Regions from separate parts of the Homo sapiens genome. Here region 2 is linked to region 1. A link is an interaction called in ENCODE POLR2A ChIA-PET data of the cell type or tissue named here. Cell type or tissue: Panc1. All regions are shown on one strand. Links, peaks and the distances in the headings refer to the core of each region. The heading gives the core; the rest is flanking DNA.

Evidence for each region. ChIA-PET counts read pairs that join two places held together with the same protein. Peaks named below come from ENCODE experiments on the same cell type or tissue, not always from the same donor. Only the 100,000 strongest peaks of a DNase experiment are listed, where the experiment ranks them.
Region 2: POLR2A ChIA-PET joins it to region 1 with 15 read pairs; 4 of 35 experiments call an interaction of 5 or more read pairs at or near these places.

What each region holds. Positions count from the first base shown.
Region 1 is chr4:48,372,553-48,380,584 of GRCh38, forward strand. SLAIN2 (SLAIN motif family member 2) reads left to right here. Exons shown (of 8, transcript NM_020846.2): 3 at 5,344-5,508; 4 at 7,138-7,296. Among named protein-coding and RNA genes, the nearest start is that of SLAIN2, 35 kb to the left of the region's middle. In Panc1, for the core only: no CTCF peak of the experiment used is centred there; a DNase peak (open chromatin) is centred at 3,579.
Region 2 is chr4:48,463,226-48,467,023 of GRCh38, forward strand. No RefSeq gene overlaps it. Among named protein-coding and RNA genes, the nearest start is that of SLC10A4, 18 kb to the right of the region's middle. In Panc1, for the core only: no CTCF peak of the experiment used is centred there; no DNase peak of the experiment used is centred there.

The sequences.
Region 1 (8,032 bases), core at 2,115-4,614:
TAGCAATTGGTGACTAGCAACCTGGACTTGGGTAAAAGTAAAGCTGCTGCACCTCAAAAATAGCAATTTTGAGTGAGTGGCTCTTTGCTTTATTGCAAGGAGGATATTAGGAGTGTGTAAGAGAGGCAGTTACTCTTGAACCATAACTAGGTGTAATTAAGTACTGCATCTGTTTAACATTGTTTAAATTTTATAGCTGTATTCATAGAACAATAGCTACAGCTATAAATACAATGTATATTTGAAATATATATTTAAAATCTTTTAAGGAAAAATTTTGGCTTTTACAAGTTTGAACTTTGTAGTTGTAAATCCCCCATTTCCCAAGGAGATTGTTTTTTTTTTAAATACACTTTTTTGGTAAGGCAGAGCTTCCTAGGAACTTAAGTGCTGTATTGCAGCAGAACAGTTATTACTCCTTCACACTCAGGTTCGCTGCAGCGCACTATCACTCGTTCCTAAAATTTTCTTCACTTGTTTTTTTTGACAGTGTATTGTCTTTTTAACCCTCATTTACCCTCCCTGCTCTTTTCTTTTCAGTCTTCATTGAAGATTCTTCCTTTTCTACCCATCTTTTAAAAATTGTCATAAAATTATATAATACAAAATTATCCATTTTCACCCTTTAAAAATGTACAGTCCTGTGGCATTAAGTACATTCACGTTACTGTGCAACTGTCACTATCATATCCAGGTGAAAAGAGCTTTTAATCATCCTATACTAAACTTTTTCATCATCCCATACTGAAATTCTGTACCCGTGTTAACCAATAACTTCCCATTCCCTTTGCTTCCTCTCTGCCTGTTTTAGGTTTAGGTTGCCCCAGATCTCTCTTTTGCCTCATGTCTCTCCCTGTTTTGGTGTTTTCATCTGTTTATATGGTGTCTAGTATCACCTCTGTTGAATCACATTCATTCATGCATATATTCAAATAATTTTTAATGCAAACCTGTTAAGTATCAGGCTTTGGGAAAAGGGTGGAGGTGGGGTACATTATAAAGAAAAATGAACACTGTACTGGCACTTAATGGAGTTTATCATCTAGTAGGGGAAACATACTACAAATAATTTTTTTAGTGGTATATATATATAATAAAGGAATAAAGGTATAGTGCTTTGAGAAATAGGAATTTTCCCTTAGGAAATGATGTTTGACCTGAAACCTTAAGATTCAGAACAACTTAAGTGTGCTAAGAAAGAGATGTGGCCGGGCGCAGTGGCTTACACCTGTAATCCCAGCACTTTGGGAGGCCAAGGTGGGCGGATCACCTGAGGTTGGGAGTTCGAGACCAGCCTGACCAACATGGAGAAACCCTGTCTCTACTAAAAATACAAAATTAATGGTGTGGTGGCACATGCCTGTAATCCCAGCTACTCGGGAGGCTGAGGCAGGAGAATCGCTTAAACCCCGGTGGTGGAGGTTGTGGTGAGCCAAGATCGTGCCATTGCTCTCCAGCCTGGGCAGCAAGAGTGAAACTCCATCTCAGAAAAAGGAGATGGAGTAGAGCATTCCAGATAAAAAGAAAGGCATGTGCAAAGGCTCCATGTGGGATGAAGCATGACATATACGAAGAAGTTGCTGGAGAAGAGTAAGGAAAGGAGAGATGTGAGATAAGGCCAGAAAGATACATAGGAACCAGACTCTGTAAAACCTTATAGGCCATGTTAAAGATTGTGGACTTTATTCTTTTTCTTTTTTTGGAGACGGAGTCTTGCTCTGTTGCCCAGGCTGGAGTGCAGTGGTGCGATCTTGGCTCACTGCAACCTCTGCCTCCCGGGTTCAAGCGATTCTTCTGCCTTAGCCTCCTGAGTAGCTGGGATTACAGGTGCCTGCCACCAGACCCAGCTAATTTTTTTTGTATTTTTACTAGAGACGAGGTTTCACGATGTTGGCCAGGCTGGTTTTGAACTCCTGAGCTCAAGTGATCCACCTGCCTTGGCCTCCCAAAGTGCTAGGATTAAAGGTGTGAGCCACTGCAACTGGCACCCGGCCAATTGTGGACTTTTAAGAGCACTAGAAAAATATCGAAGGGTTTTCTGCAAGGGTGTAGTGTATGTGGACAGGAAGGACGTCATCAATTTTATTTTGGAAAGGTTATTCTAGTAGTAGTATGGAAAGTAGGTTGGAAAGGGGCAAGAGTGAATGTAGGATGCCTTTGAAGAGGGTTGATAATGATAGCTAGGCCATGTATGCTGAATGGAAAGCATAGTAGATATGGTAATAAAAGGGAATGAACCAAATATGAGGAAATGGTGGACAAGAATATCAGTAGTGATTTCTAAGTTGCCAGCTTCTGCGACAAGATGAATATTGGGATCATTCTGGAAGAGGGACCCTTGGAAGAGAATTAGATGTTAGTGCGAAGATCATGAGTTGATCTTATATGTTGACTTAGATACATTTGCCATACCCAAGGGGAGAGACATTAAATGGGTGGTGTATATAGGTCTGAAGCTCAGAGGAAAACTTAAGACTAGAAATTTAAATAATGAGGAATGTTTAGCATATAGATAATAATTGATGTATGATTGAGATTCCTTAGGAGAAAGAATATGGCATAGACTGAGAAGATAAAAAGGCTTAGAACTTGGAATGCTAGTGATTAATAACTAAGTAAAAGAGAATAAACTCCAGAGGAGATGGAGGAGGAGGAAAAAGGTAGAATTTAGCAACTGTATTTCTGCACAGGTTGATAGTTCCAAGATCATGCCACATACTGCATACTAAATATATATAAAATATTGTTTTATCTTGCATCTTGTCTCATGGTGAATATGTACAAAACTACATGGTCCAAATTACTGCACTGTCTAACTAAACAGAAAACATATGTTCCTCCTCCCCAAAACCACTACTACCAGTAGGCAAACCAGACATTTCATTCAGCTGATTTCTTTTCTTTAACAATCCTTTCCAGTTTTTAATATCTATCCTTTTTTTCTTTTTTTTCCTTTTTTCTAGTCACCGTGTACTACCTAGTTCAGTCTAACTTATTAAACATCAAGATTTCTGTCATTTTTTCTCCTTACACTGATCAGATCATATCATATGCTTGATCAAAATCACAGATAGTTTTATCACTGCTACTAAATAGGCTTAGTGGCCTACTAAATAGGTTTAGAAACCTACTAACTAGGTTTCAGACTTCTGAGCGTAGTGTCTCAGGCCTTCCATGACCTGGCTCCAGCTGGTTTTATCTGTTTTGTCCCTGCCCTGTGCTTTATCACACTTACCTGAGCATGCTCTGCATTTCCGAGACACTGCTTTTGTTCATCTTATAAATACTGAGTAAAGCACATACTTTCCCCATCCTGTCAAGTTACTACTCATCCTCTCAAGACTGCTTCAATGCCTCTCCTTCCAAAAAGCCTTACCCAGTTTCTCTCAGTTGTAATGAATTACTCCTAACTCTTCCTTTCCATTGCCCTTTGCACCTTTATGATAGTACTCATTTCATTTTGCCTTGCAATGTTTGTTGACTCTGCCTGTGGTACTTGGCTGCAAGCCTCTTAAGAGAGAGAGCACCATATCCTGTTTCTTGTATATATTCTATAAAGTGCTCTTGCCAGTGCTCATAAATATTGAATAAGCTGTGGATATTAGAATATGAAGGAAGGGGCTGGGCACGGTGACTCACGCCTGTAATCCTAGCACTTTGGGAGGCCAAGGCAGGCGGATCATCTGAGCTCAGGATTTCGAAACCAGCCTGGGAGACATGGCAAAACCTTGTCTCTACTAAAAATACAAAAAATTAGCCAGGCGTGGTGGCACATGCCTGTATTCCCAGCTATTTGGGAGGCTGAGGCACAAGAATCGTTTGAGCCCAAGAGGCAGAAGTTACAGTGAGCCGAAATCACGCCACTGCACTCCAGCCTGGGTGACAGCAAAACTTTGTCTCAGAGAAAAAAAAAAAAAAAAAAGATTGAAGGAAGAAATAGTATTTTAAGTGTTAATTTTTTAAATATATGCATTTGATATCTTAGTCCTACTGTTGTACTATTTATTTAATTTTACATGCATAGCACATTTTTTTTTTCTTTTTTTGACAGAAGTATTCAGGTTGACTTTTTTTTTTTTTTTTTTTTGAGACGGAGTCTCGCTCTGTCACCCAGGCTGGAGTGCAGTGGCTCGATATCGGCTCACTGCAAGCCCCGCCTCCCGGGTTCACGCCATTCTCCTGCCTCAGCCTCTCCGAGTAGCTGGGACTACAGGCGCCCGCCACCACACCTGGCTAATTTTTTGTATTTTTTAGTAGAGACGGGGTTTCACCGTGGTCTCGAGCTCCTGACCTCGTGATCCGCCCGCCTCGGCCTCCCAAAGTGCTGGGATTACAAGCGTGAGCCACCGCGCCCGGCCGACTTTTTTTTTTTTTTTTTTTTTAAGGATTTCCCATGTCTTGACCTTAAACTGGCTTAATAATAGTCGGTATTGCTTTAAAAAAAAAATCCAAACTTTGAAAAGGCGATTTAAACAACTTATTTCATAGCTTTTAGAAAAAGTAATAGGTTGAGTGCAGTGTCTCACCCCTGTAATCCCAGCACTTTAGGAGGCCAAGATAGGAGGATCACTTGACACCAGGAGTTTGAGACCAGTCTGGGCAACATGGTGAGACCACATCTCTACAAAAAAATATATATATATTTTTTCGAGACGAGTCTCACTCTGTCGCCCAGGCTGGAGTGCAGTGGCACGATCTCTGCTCACTGCAACCTCTGCCTCCCGGGTTCAAGTGATTTTCCTGCCTCAGCCTCCCAAGTAGCATGCACCACCATGCCTGGCTAATTTTTTTTTTTTTTTTTTTTTAAGTAGAGACAGGGTTTCACCATGTTGGCCAAGCTGGTCTCGAACTCCTGACCTCAAGTGATCAGCCCACCTCAGCCTCCCAAAGTGCTGGGATTACAGGCATGAGCCACCGTGCCTGGCCCAAAGAATATTTTTTAAAATAAAAAGTAATACATTTGTTACAGAAAAATGAGAAAACATAAGTATGCTTTTATATTCCATTTATTTTTAAAGGTCACTCAGGATTGATACAGCAAGTATCAAAGAATAAACTTTCCAACATAGTAGAAGTGAATTAAGTGGCCAATAATCTGTTTAGGAGTTACTCTTCCTGCATTATTTTTGTTGTTTGATGTGGCTACTGTTTTATTTGCATACACAGTTTAAGATAATAGAAACAATTTGTTGGGATTATTATATTTTTTCCCCCACTACCATAAGAATATTTCTTCATTTAAATTGAGATAATGATTTAGTTTTCTAATAGGAAAACTTCAGAAATGAAACGTTAACTTTTTCTCAGTTGTTAAATTTGATTTTCCCCTTCTCATTAATGCAGCTCTCAAGAGGCAGAATTTATATAATAATCCTTTCAACTCTATGAGTTACACCAGTCCTTACAGTCCAAATGCCAGTAGCCCATACAGCAGTGGCTTCAATTCTCCATCCTCAACCCCAGTGCGACCTCCTATAGTCAAACAGCTTATACTTCCTGGAAATTCAGGTAAGGAGAAAATGATATGGAGCTATTAAGGAATGTTTTTTAGCTTACTGCACTGTATCAGAAAATAACATTCATCTGCAGTTCGAGTTCATTTTATTTATGAAACTTTTAACTGGTTAAAGAAAATATCGTTGAGGAGCAACTTAGCACCAGGTACTATATTAGGCACCAGGGGTATAAACATAAGCCAGTGTGCTAAATACATAAAATTTTCTTTAGCAAGTACCTAAAAGTTTGTAAGTCTGGCTTAATTAAATGGGTTACAAATGTGATTCTTTTAATCAATAGATCCTTATTGAACAGCCTACTTGGGTTGTAAAAACTACAGAGTTAAAACCTCTTTATAGGAATTTTAATAAACTTTGATACTGCAGCTAAATAATAGTATGAGGTTAGAGGTGAATGTACCAGCAGAGTGAGGGGGCAGTAAATGATGTGGGAAAGCCAGATTGCTATAAACCAGGGAAAGAATGTTCTGCTCTGAGACTGTTATTGTGTAGCTTACTCTTCACGAATTCACAATTCACCCATTTATTTACTCTTATTGTCGCTGAAGCTGTTGTTATGACTGATTATTATAACTTCCTTAAAAATTAAGGTTAACCACCTCAAATTTTGACCTGTGCACTCCCTAGTCTAATGATCCTATTCTTTGTGTAGTATATAGGTTGTTACTTGCTACTTACTTCACCTATGATGATACCATGTTAAAAAGTTTAAGCTGCAATATTTGTTTAAAATAGGTAATTTCGTTCAGGCATTATTTGAGCCTGACCTTGTAGTACTTTTCCTATCATGTGCACTCTGCTCTTTTTTCATTAATAGTATAAAGATTAATTATTTTGTACTCTTCTTGCTCTCCTTACATGCTTTTCATGTTGGAGCTGACTGTTATGGTGAAGAATTCTGGAAAACAAGTGTTTCAGATAAATCTGTAATAGAAATATTAGTGACAGTGTTGGGATTTCATTATTTAGTAAAAGTTGACGATCTGATGAAAATATTTCATTAGAAACAAGTTAGACTTTTTTGGATGTGTGTATTCTTTATTCCTCTGGCCTGTTTTCTGTCTTCCTTTTGGTTTAGAATGATAAAGTACTTTAAACATGGCATAATGTAGGAGAAACAAGCCTCATGGTCTTTGTTCCTAAAATCTCTAAGGAATCTAATTTTATTCAAATTATAGTTTTCTCATTTAGAAAAATGAGGGAAAAGATGATGGTGTTTGTCAATGACTGTGAATTCGGGAGAAGAAAACACTACATCATAAACTCATCTATTTATAGAGCAGTTTCATTGGCTATCTTGTGCAAGTTGAAATCCTTAACATATACTTATTGAACACCAATTACTTGCCAGGCACTGTGCTGAAAGCTGAATTGTTACATAAGAGAATAGATAAGTTATACTTAGATGAAAATATGTTTATGCCATAGCATATAAAGGAGTCTCAGTAGCCCTCATTTTTCTTAATGAGGTCAATTTCTAATTTCAGGGAATTTTTTAAGCAGAAAAGGCAGAACAAGAATGAATTAAATCAAAGGGTATAATATCAAGTTAGTTGCAGTAGGCATTTATTCAATAGTTGCTTTACCAGAGTTTGAATTTTTTTCTTTTTTTTTTTTTAAGGTAACTTGAAAAGCTCAGACAGAAATCCTCCACTCAGTCCTCAGTCCTCTATAGATAGTGAGTTAAGTGCTTCAGAATTAGATGAAGATTCAATTGGATCCAATTATAAGCTAAATGATGTAACTGATGTACAGATTCTAGCCCGGATGCAGGAAGAAAGTAAGTATTCTAATTGTTAAGAGTTGAGGTTTTTTACTATTGCATAATTTTGTTGTATATTAAATATGTCTTAAAGTATTGTGGGGGTAGTAATGTAGTGAAAGTAGAAATGTTGCAGTGGACATTTCAGAGACTTAGTCAACATATGTACATGTTTATTCATCAACTTGTTTTCAGAGTCCATTTTTACATAGAGCAGTTATGCTGTGTGAGGGACAAAGAACAGCATTTATGCTGCTCTGCTTCTATGACTGGTTTTTATACCCTGCATGTTACTCTGCACTAGCACTTAACTCTTGTAATTGTTAGTCTATTACCCTTTGTGTTTTAGTGTAAACCAGCGTTTCTCAATTTTTTTCTTTTCGGTTGCTCCCCTAAGGAGCCTTGTTAAAAACTTCTTTTCCTTTTCTCCCACACTCCCCATGAAATCTTAATACCACAAGATATACTCTATATATGTTTAAGTACTATGAGGGCCATATACAATTATGACATCTAGGAATTTTTTCACACCCCAAGAACCAGTTTTTGCCCTCTTGGGAATGAATATCTCCTCACTTGAGAATACATGGTGTAAACTGTAAAAAAGACCTTTAGGAGAACATTGGAATTGTGACATTAAATTAAATGAAGCATGTGATGGTGCTTTGCAGAGTGAATGATGAAAACTTTTTAGGCCACAGATACCTTTGAGAATCCTTTTATCATCAAAGTGTACATATGCACAAAATTTTTA
Region 2 (3,798 bases), core at 615-3,114, 89 kb after region 1:
GGCCATTTTATTAGGGGGTCTTCAGTGTCATTATCTTTTGATCACAGCTTGTAGGTTCTGAAAACCAAGTGGAAGGAAAGAAGCTATGGAAAGCACAGTATCCTGCTTGCACACGTTCACCTATTCTTCTGCTTACCGTATTTGTGCCCTCAACTCTTCCTGATATCCCCCAGTGCAGAGACTCTTTTACCTTCTCCAGAGAAGAAACCTCCCATCGAGAGGAGCATCTTAGTCAGTTCTGGCTGCTGCTACCAAGTAGTATAGACTGGGTGGCTTATGAACAATTGAAATGTATATCTCACAGTTCTGGGTGCCAGTATAAATTGGCTGTGGTGAGGGCTTTCTTCTGGGTTGCAGAATATTGTCTTTTCACTGCATCCGCACATGGCAGAAAGAGTGAGAGAGCTCTCTGGGATCCCTTTTAAGGGCACTAATCCTATTCATGAGGGCTCCACCCTCATGACCTAATCATCCCCTCAAAAGCCCTACCTTGTAATACTATCATATTGGTGTTAAGATTTTAACATATGAATTTTGGGGGAACATAAACATTCAGTCCATAACAGGGAAGTTGTACAGACACATAAACTGGAGTGTAGAACTGGACATTTAACAACCTCTACTTCTTCTTTTACTCCTCTCCCCCTACTCCCACACTTGAACCTCTTCTCCTCCTTTGAAAACAGGTTTTATTGAGATATAACTTACATACTGAGAAATCCACAAACCTTAAGGGTGGACCTAACAAAGTGCATCGTTAACAAACCTCCTGATGTTGGCCTATCCTTTGCCCCATCTTCCTCAAGTACATGGTGCTGTACATTCTTGAGCCATTGGGAATTTTGGGATGTAAATGGAGTTACTGGTGTAGTCAAACCCCAGTCTGGGTGACAGTTGGGCTGGCTGTCATTACTAATTCTCTCAGGAGACATTTCTGTTTTCTCTTTTTCTTCCCTAGCACCTAGGCTGAGATGAACAAGATACATTTTTATGTGCTTTGCCTTCGCTAAGGCACAGATACTTTTTCCTCTCCTACCTTTGTGAGGAGGCTGTGGCCCTTCAAGGCTCTGGCTTTATGTGGGCAGTCCCACTTCCTACTCCCCACCTGTGTATGCCCTGGGTTCTGTCTCTTGTGCCCTGTCTTTGCTTACCCCCATCGCAGCCTCTCTCCAGGGTTCTGGGTTCCTAGTATTGGCAGATGCTACATTCCTGGTTTTCAAAGACTATTTATTGTATTTAATTCAGCAGTTTTGGTGTTTTGTAGCTGGAGAATTTTTCAGAATATCTAGTCTGAGGTATTGCCAGGAACAATTAATCTTGTTAAATCCTATTCATCTTAAAAGGCTCAACTCAAAGGTCACCTCTTATGTAAAAGCTCTCTGTCCTTCTCCTGGAGGAGTTAGCCTTTCTTCCTCTAATGAAAGAAAGCTTCCACAGGCCCTGGTGACATCCCCACTCCAGGGCCGTCACTCACTTAAAAAGTTGCCTTAACTGTGTCCTTAGGGATCTGTCTCCACCACCAGTTAGGAGCTGCTCAAGGCAGGCACTTTAGGATGCATCTCTTATCTTCTACATTTAGTCCAGTGCCTACCACTGGGGTGTGGTGGGTGGGGGGAGGGAGAGGGGAAGAGACAATTCTAAATACTCACGGAATTAAAAGAAAGTAATTGATAATGCACTAATGCCATGGTTCAAGTTCTGCCGAGGCTCGCTCCCAGTCATGTGTGTTATGAGATACTCAATATACACACATTCAATACAAACACGTATTGGATGCCTTCATTCTGTCCCTGAAACTTGCCAAGCTTCTTCCCATTTCAAGGTCTTTGCAATTGTTTTCTTTCTGCTTGGAATGCCCTTCCCCTGGAAGTTCACATGGCTACCACCTTCCTCTTAGGTAGGTCCCAACTCAAATGCTGCCTTCAGAGACAGGGCTCTCCTAACCACCCCCACCCATGCCCAGCCAGGTTATCCAAATATTCTCTTCCTCATAGCATATGATTATAGAATCACTTAAAGTTAGCTTATTTTTAAAAACGTAATGCAATCTACATACTAGTATTCTCAGAATCTAGGATGATGCCACATGATAAATATTCAGTAAATAATTTGTGGACTGACTGCCTAATATGAATAGGTGCAAAGGATTTTTAAAAAATGAATATGGGGCCCTGGTAGGTTCACAAAGTTCAACTGCTGAAGACAGATCTTCTTTCAGACCACTTTTGAGATTTTTCTATGGCTGTGGTAGACAACTCGTAACATCTGCCTTTTTCTAGGCCAAAGTTTTCTAAGTTATCCTCTGGAACTCTGGGGATCTCACTCATCATGGAACCATGAGTTGGAGTGGGTTCAGCCTGTTTTCTAGGTAAAGTCCTGCCTTCGTCTGTAGGTAGTGCCGGCTTTGGTTCTCCTCAACAGTGTTACAGAGTGGGGTGGAATTCCTTCCAGATGGGACTTTGGCTCTGTTTGCCTTAAAGCATGTCCACCCCCCGCCCCCCACCAACTGCTTCTGCCTGTCCTTCCATCCTGTACTAGGTAGAAGGGAGGCATGAGATGTAGATAAGGGAGAACACACTTAGTTGGGATTTAGAAAAATGAGGTGGTACAAGGTGCCAGGGAGTTAGAAGAGAGGGTAGGGCTAAGAAGTGGGATAAAGGGAGAAAAAAAAAAGTGCAAAGGCCTCAGAAATAACTTGGGCCTATTTGGATAAGTAGGGTCAATTTTGCCTACAGTTAGCTTGAAAAAAAAAAATGCAGTTTCTCTTGACTTATCTTGGCAGGAAAGCTTGTGTGAAAATGGGGTAAGGGGGCCAAGCAGGGTCACTGACACTTGTAATCCCAACACTTTGGGAGACCGAGATGGGCAGATCCCTTAGCCCAGGAGTTCAAGACCAGCCTAGGCAACATGGTGAAACCCTGTCTCTACAAAAATTAGCTGGGTATGGTGGCACGCAGCTGTAGTCCCAGCTAATCTGGAGGCTGAGGTGGGAGGATTGATTTGAGCTCCGGAGGCGGAGGTTGCAGTGAGCTAAGATTGCATCACTGCACTCCAGTCTGGGCGACAGAATGAGACCCCATCTCAAAAATAAATAAATAAATAAACAAACAAATAAAAAAATAAATAAAAAATAAAAGAAAGTTGGGCAAGGAAGGGGGTGCAAGATGACAATTTTTTTTTTGTCCTGGGACATGAGCTTCTTAGCTGACAAGGAATATGGTGAAGCAGAGCATAGATTTCTCCTTCAGTTCTAACACTGCAGTCATTCTAAATCTCTGTAGCCCAGTGGAAATGTGCACCCTTCCTGTCTGCACCCCAGCCTTCCAACCATACTCCCACTTAGCTCTACATGCTAAGTGTGTCTCTTTGGAAATGGTTCTGACCACATCCAGCCATGTGTGCACATGGCTTCCAGCAGGGCCCCTTCCTTCAGCTCTAGAGTACCAAGAGTTTGTTAAAAATGCTAGTCCTCCTTCAGAGATTCTGATTCAGTAGACTCAATGATGGGTCCAGGTATCTGCATTTTAAACTAGCACCACAGGGATTCTGATACAGGCAATTTGTAAATGACTCTTTTATAAAATTGGTAGTTAGATTTACTAAATATTTCTATAAGCTAAGTGTGGTGCTAATCCCTTTAGATGCATTATCTTAATCCACACAAGAGCTCATCCAGTTATAGCTGAGGACACAGGCTGAGACGTCAGCTAGAACTTGTAAACGATGAATCCTGGCCTTAAAAACAAAGGCCTCTGATTACAAAGCCCACATTCTTTCATGGGCTAGGGATAGCTTTTA